Regions from separate parts of the Homo sapiens genome. Here region 1 is linked to region 2. Evidence: read pairs that join two places in POLR2A ChIA-PET (ENCODE). Cell type or tissue: OCI-LY7. All regions are shown on one strand.

The links. Peaks named below come from ENCODE experiments on the same cell type or tissue, not always from the same donor. Only the 100,000 strongest peaks of a DNase experiment are listed, where the experiment ranks them.
Region 1: POLR2A ChIA-PET joins it to region 2 with 5 read pairs; 3 of 35 experiments call an interaction of 5 or more read pairs at or near these places.

The regions. Positions count from the first base shown.
Region 1 is chr3:66,431,480-66,433,979 of GRCh38, forward strand. The region is part of intron 3 of LRIG1 (leucine rich repeats and immunoglobulin like domains 1); the gene reads right to left. Among named protein-coding and RNA genes, the nearest start is that of LRIG1, 68 kb to the right of the region's middle. In OCI-LY7, no CTCF peak of the experiment used is centred here; no DNase peak of the experiment used is centred here.
Region 2 is chr3:66,532,473-66,534,972 of GRCh38, forward strand. No RefSeq gene overlaps it. Among named protein-coding and RNA genes, the nearest start is that of LRIG1, 33 kb to the left of the region's middle. RefSeq lists an enhancer at 1-314. In OCI-LY7, no CTCF peak of the experiment used is centred here; a DNase peak (open chromatin) is centred at 1,289; H3K4me3 peaks cover 391 bases; H3K27ac peaks cover 896 bases.

The DNA.
Region 1 (2,500 bases), 100 kb before region 2:
AGAAGGCTCCGCCAACTAGGGTGAGGTGGGAAGTCCCGAGCCCAGGGGTGTGAAATGATGGAGATACTGCACTTCACACAGCAAGGACCTCCTCTGCCCAAGTTCCACAGGGACTGGTCAGCAACTGGGGGAGGGGGTCACCCAGGAGTCCAAGACCAATGAGCTCTGACATGAGCTATTGTGGTTTCTGTTCCTCTGACCTCACCAACTAGGACCTGAAAAAATGGAACCACTGTTGAGAAACATGCTGACCTCACGCCAAATTCCCAAAGGGAGCAGAATGAACCTCCTTCTCACAGCCACCCTTCCATCTCAGCCTTGGGCAAAGCGGTCTGCAGCACTCACACACCTGGAGACTGTCCATGCCACCATGCTAAACCAAAAGCAGGGCACACAGCCCACCAATTCACATGACTGTCCCTCTCTAGAAGATACACGTAGAAAAAAAGATAGGGAATACAGGATGTTGTTCTCACAGTACGATGATAATGGAATCCCCACCCCATTTTGCATACTGCCTGTCAATTATGTGACATTAAATTTATATTTACAAAGCAGTTAATGAAAACGTAGACAATGAACTTTGGGACCTAATCCTTAAGTGCAGAGCAGACTAAGAAGTGTGGTGGAGAGCTGTGTAGGGTTGGTACAGCCCAGGGTGGCCTGAGCATTCCACCACCAGTCCACCAGGCACAAAGGAGGGTTTTCCACACAGAACCTCCTCCTGAACCCCCTGCCCCCGACACTCTCATGGCACAAAAGCCTGCTCCAGGTGGTGCAAACTTCAAAGGGCCTTTGTAGCCGGAGTCTGGAATGGAGCCCTGGTGCTTCTGCGGCCTCCAGGAAGTGGTTCCAATGCTGCACAGGGCCATGGATGTCCAGGGAGCTTGCCCTTGATGCTTAGCTATGGAGGAGTCACACTGCATTTTCTTTCCAGTAGAAGGGGTGGCAGGAGTAGCCATAATGGCAGGAACAGTGGGAACAAATCTAACATTTTGTTAGTGCTTACCAGTAGCTAGGCGCTGGCTTCGCTCTTAACATCTTCCCTCATTTAATCTTCATGACAACCCCAGAGGCGGCCACTATTACCGTCCCCATTTTACAGATGGGGATGCTAAGGCACGGAAAGGTCAACTCACTTGCTGAAGGTTACACAGCAGTAAGCAGTGCAGTTGGGACTGGAGCCCGGAACAGGAATCCATATCCCACACTCCTAGTCAGGATGTGGAACTGCCTCACCAGGGAAGCGGGCAGAAGAAACCTGAGGAAGACAGCTTCTCTTGATAGCACCCCATACCTCCCACCTCTTCTCGGCATCCACCAGGGACAGGGATAACCCTACACTGGGGCCACACCATGTGACTGGAGCAGAGGCAGGACCTGACTCTGCAGATACAGAGGGAACAAGAAGGGGAATGTCCTGTCGCAAGCCACTGTTCATCCCCAGTCCTGCCAGGGGCCCACACCCACACGTAGGCTTCCAGGCCCTCAGCCCACAGCATGTCAACACAGCATTGCCAGAGGGCCCAGCCAGACCACCTCTATTTATATTTAGGATGACTGGAGTGGTCAGCGGCCATGTCCCCATCCTAAACAGGTGGGTGAGAGTGGCTCTTATTTCCTCAGGCAGTAAGTATAAAGGCACAGAACTGAGCACTCTCCAGGGAACAAAAGAAACTTGTTCGCTCATTGCTTACCACCACGCCAGAGAAGCCACCACCTACTCCAGAATCAGAGAGGTTAAGACCCTGGTATGAAGTCACCCAGCTAACCAAGATGCAAGCATAGGTATCCTCTGACTCCAGGCTGTGCCGCTCTCTGGAGTGACAGTGGCACAGTAAGCCAGACCAGACAGCCTGCGGCTATGAAGACAGAGAGGGGACTGTGGGTGCTGCAGCGCTAAAGCTCCCTCTGAGGTTACACATGGGCCCCTCACCTCTACTGGCCACTGGCACATTCCCTGAGATTCACATGCCAGCTTCCTGACAGCTCTGCAGTTCCAGGCAAAGGAGGAAGCTGTTTCAGCACTTGGCTGCAGCCTCTAAGACAAGATCCTCTCCTCCTCTGGGGAGGGATACCACTGATGTGCCTTTAAAAATAAAACCAGGCCTGCTTCCTGCCCCAACTGAAAGACTTTGATCTCCCAATCATACGATTTACAATATCTCTTACCACGCAATTTCTCAAGCCTTCAGCATATGACCTGACAGTGCTCCGGGAGGGTTAAGGATGGGTATGGGTGGGATTGAGGAGTTGGCCCTTTAACGCAGCCCTTCCTCACCCACCCCAAAAATGATTTGTTACAACACCAAAGTGGCACTGTCTGCAGCACCCCTTCTCTGTACCCCAGAACCATCTCAACCCGTGCCTTGTCCATGCTGGGGTCCTATGAGAAGCAATTCTTGCTGTTTCTTTTGTGGAACCACAAGCTTCAAGTTTCTTCCCTATTTCAGGCTTTTAAAAACATGTCATCATGAACTTACATGCAAAACATAAAACT
Region 2 (2,500 bases):
CTGGTGCTTCTCGACCTGGCCCTGCATGACATACCCTGCCCCTCCTCTTGAGAACTGTGAATAACAAACTGTCTTTTCAATGGCAGCCAGTCTCCTGATCTGATGGCCTCACCATAGCTGGATTTTAAAATGGGGAAAGAATACCTTTGAGCTACTCTTATTAATTGTGAAGAACTTTTACCTCATCACCTGGCAGGCTTGCTTTTTCTCTGTTTTAAAAATTGTCTTGTTATAGAAAGTAGATTAGTTGCCAGGGGCTAGGAGGAGGAGAGAATGGGGAGTGACTCCTAATGCTATGGGATTCTTTTTGGGGTGATGAATGCTGGTTGTGGAATGAGATAGTGATGATGGTTGCACAATTTTGTAAATATACTAAAAACACTGAGCTGTACACTTTAAAAGGGTGATGTTTATGGTATGTGAGTTATATTTTAAGAAAAAATGGTCCTCTTGACCACTTTTCCTCTCCTCTAACTCATTTGCCCTGCAAAATTCAACTTCGATGTCATCTTGTCCCCCAAAGCCTTTGCATGCAATGCCTATGGTTATAATACTTCTCCTTGCTGTGTTTTCAGGGTTTTGTTTTTGTTTTTATAGAGACAGGGTCTTTCTCTATCACCTAGGCTGCAGTGCAGTAGTATGATCATAGCTCACTGCAGCCTTGAACTCCAGGACTCAGTAACTCAGTACTCAAGTAGCTGGGACTGCAGGTGCGCACCACCATGCCCGGCTAATTTTTTTTTTTTTTTTTTTTTTGAGACAGGGTCTCACTTTGCCACCAAGGCTGGAGTGCAGTGGTGCAATCTGGGCTCACTTCAGCCTCAACCTCCCAGGTTCAAGCGATCTTCGCACCTCAGCCCCGCTAGTAGCTGGGACTACAGGGATGCATCACCACACCCGGCTAATTTTTGTATGTTTTGTAGAGATGGGGTTTCACCACATTGCCCGGGCTGGTCTTGAACTCCTGACCTCAAGTGATCCACCAGCCTCAGCCTCCCAAAGTGCTAAGATTACAGGCGTGAGCCACTGTGCCTGGCCCCGACTGATTTTTTAAAATTTTTATTTTTGGCTGGGTGCGGTGGCTCACACCTGTAATCCCAGCACTTTGGGAGGCCGAGGCGGGCGGATCACAAGGCCAGAAGATAGAGACCATCCTGGCTAACACGGTGAAACCCCATCTCTACTAAAAATACAAAAAATTATTTGGGTGTGGTTGTGGGCACCTGTAGTCACCACTGCACTCCAGCTTGGGCGATAGAGCGAGACTCCTTCTCAAAAAAAAAAAAAAAAGAAAGAAAGAAAAAAATTTATTTTTGTAGAAATGAGGTCTCACCACCTGGCCCAGGCTGGTCTTGAACTCCTGGGCTCAAGGTATCCTCCCACCTCAGCTGCCCAGAGGGCTGGGATTACAAGCATGAGCCACTCCACCAGCCTCCTTGCTATGTTTTCCTTGCTGGTTTATGAGGGGTGGGCGTTAAGAAAAAGAAACACTTTCTCGTAGACCCTTCCGTTGTTGCTTGGGAAAGTTGCCATTTAACTCCAACCCACCACCACGACCCTACCCCACCACTTCTTTGATCCAAGAAGTTCCTAGCAAATCTCAGTTTCTATTTCAGTCAAACAGAATCTCAAATGTGTGATTTTCCGGTGTGACTTTTCCCACGCTTTTTCCTGGGGCTTCTAAATCAAAAAATGAGAGAGGGAACTTGTGTTTTCCATTTGGAGGCACTGCTTTTCAAAGATTTGGGGACAGATGAGTTAGCAGTCAAGCAAGGTCCAAGTCTTATACATTCTAGTAATTCATACTGGAAAAGATGACTTTTTCTCAGGAAAAGCCTATGACTTTGGGAAGAGCTCCAATCCACAAATGCCCATCAGAAGGGCCACACTGCATTGAAGCAGTTTCAGCAGATGTTGACTCTAAAAGATTAACTGCAAGCTTTGATAGCTGGTTTTGTCAGCTTGTAATTGGCTCCTGGGAAAGGGAAAACCAAATCCTTCTATGTATCTATCCATATCTTTTCTGTGCTAATTGTTTGCTTTTTCTTGAAAGAGTACAGCAAACCCGCTCATGACAGAGCCTCCTGATTAAATGCTGATGAACCGTAATAGTGCCTCTCAGATAAGACAGGACTCTCCCTAGCTGCCTTTGCTCCCATAAAGGAAGCCACAAGCCAAAGCACGAGCTCCTTGAAGAACGTTAGGGGAATGAAGGGAGGGTTGTTTAGTACTCGAATTGTGGGAATGGTGGGTGTAGTTTAAGGAGGTAAAGCAGTAGGCCAGAGCATTCACAACCTCTCCACCTACCACACTAGAGAGATTCTAGGGTTTCGCCAGCTGGAATGTGCACACAAAAATCACCTGGGCATCTTGTTAAAATGCAGGTTCTAGTTCAGTAAGGTGGAGTCTGAAATTCTGCATTTCTAACAAACTTCCAAGTGATGTTGGTGCTGCTGATCCTCAGACCACATTTTGAGTAGCAAGAAATATCTCTGATTTC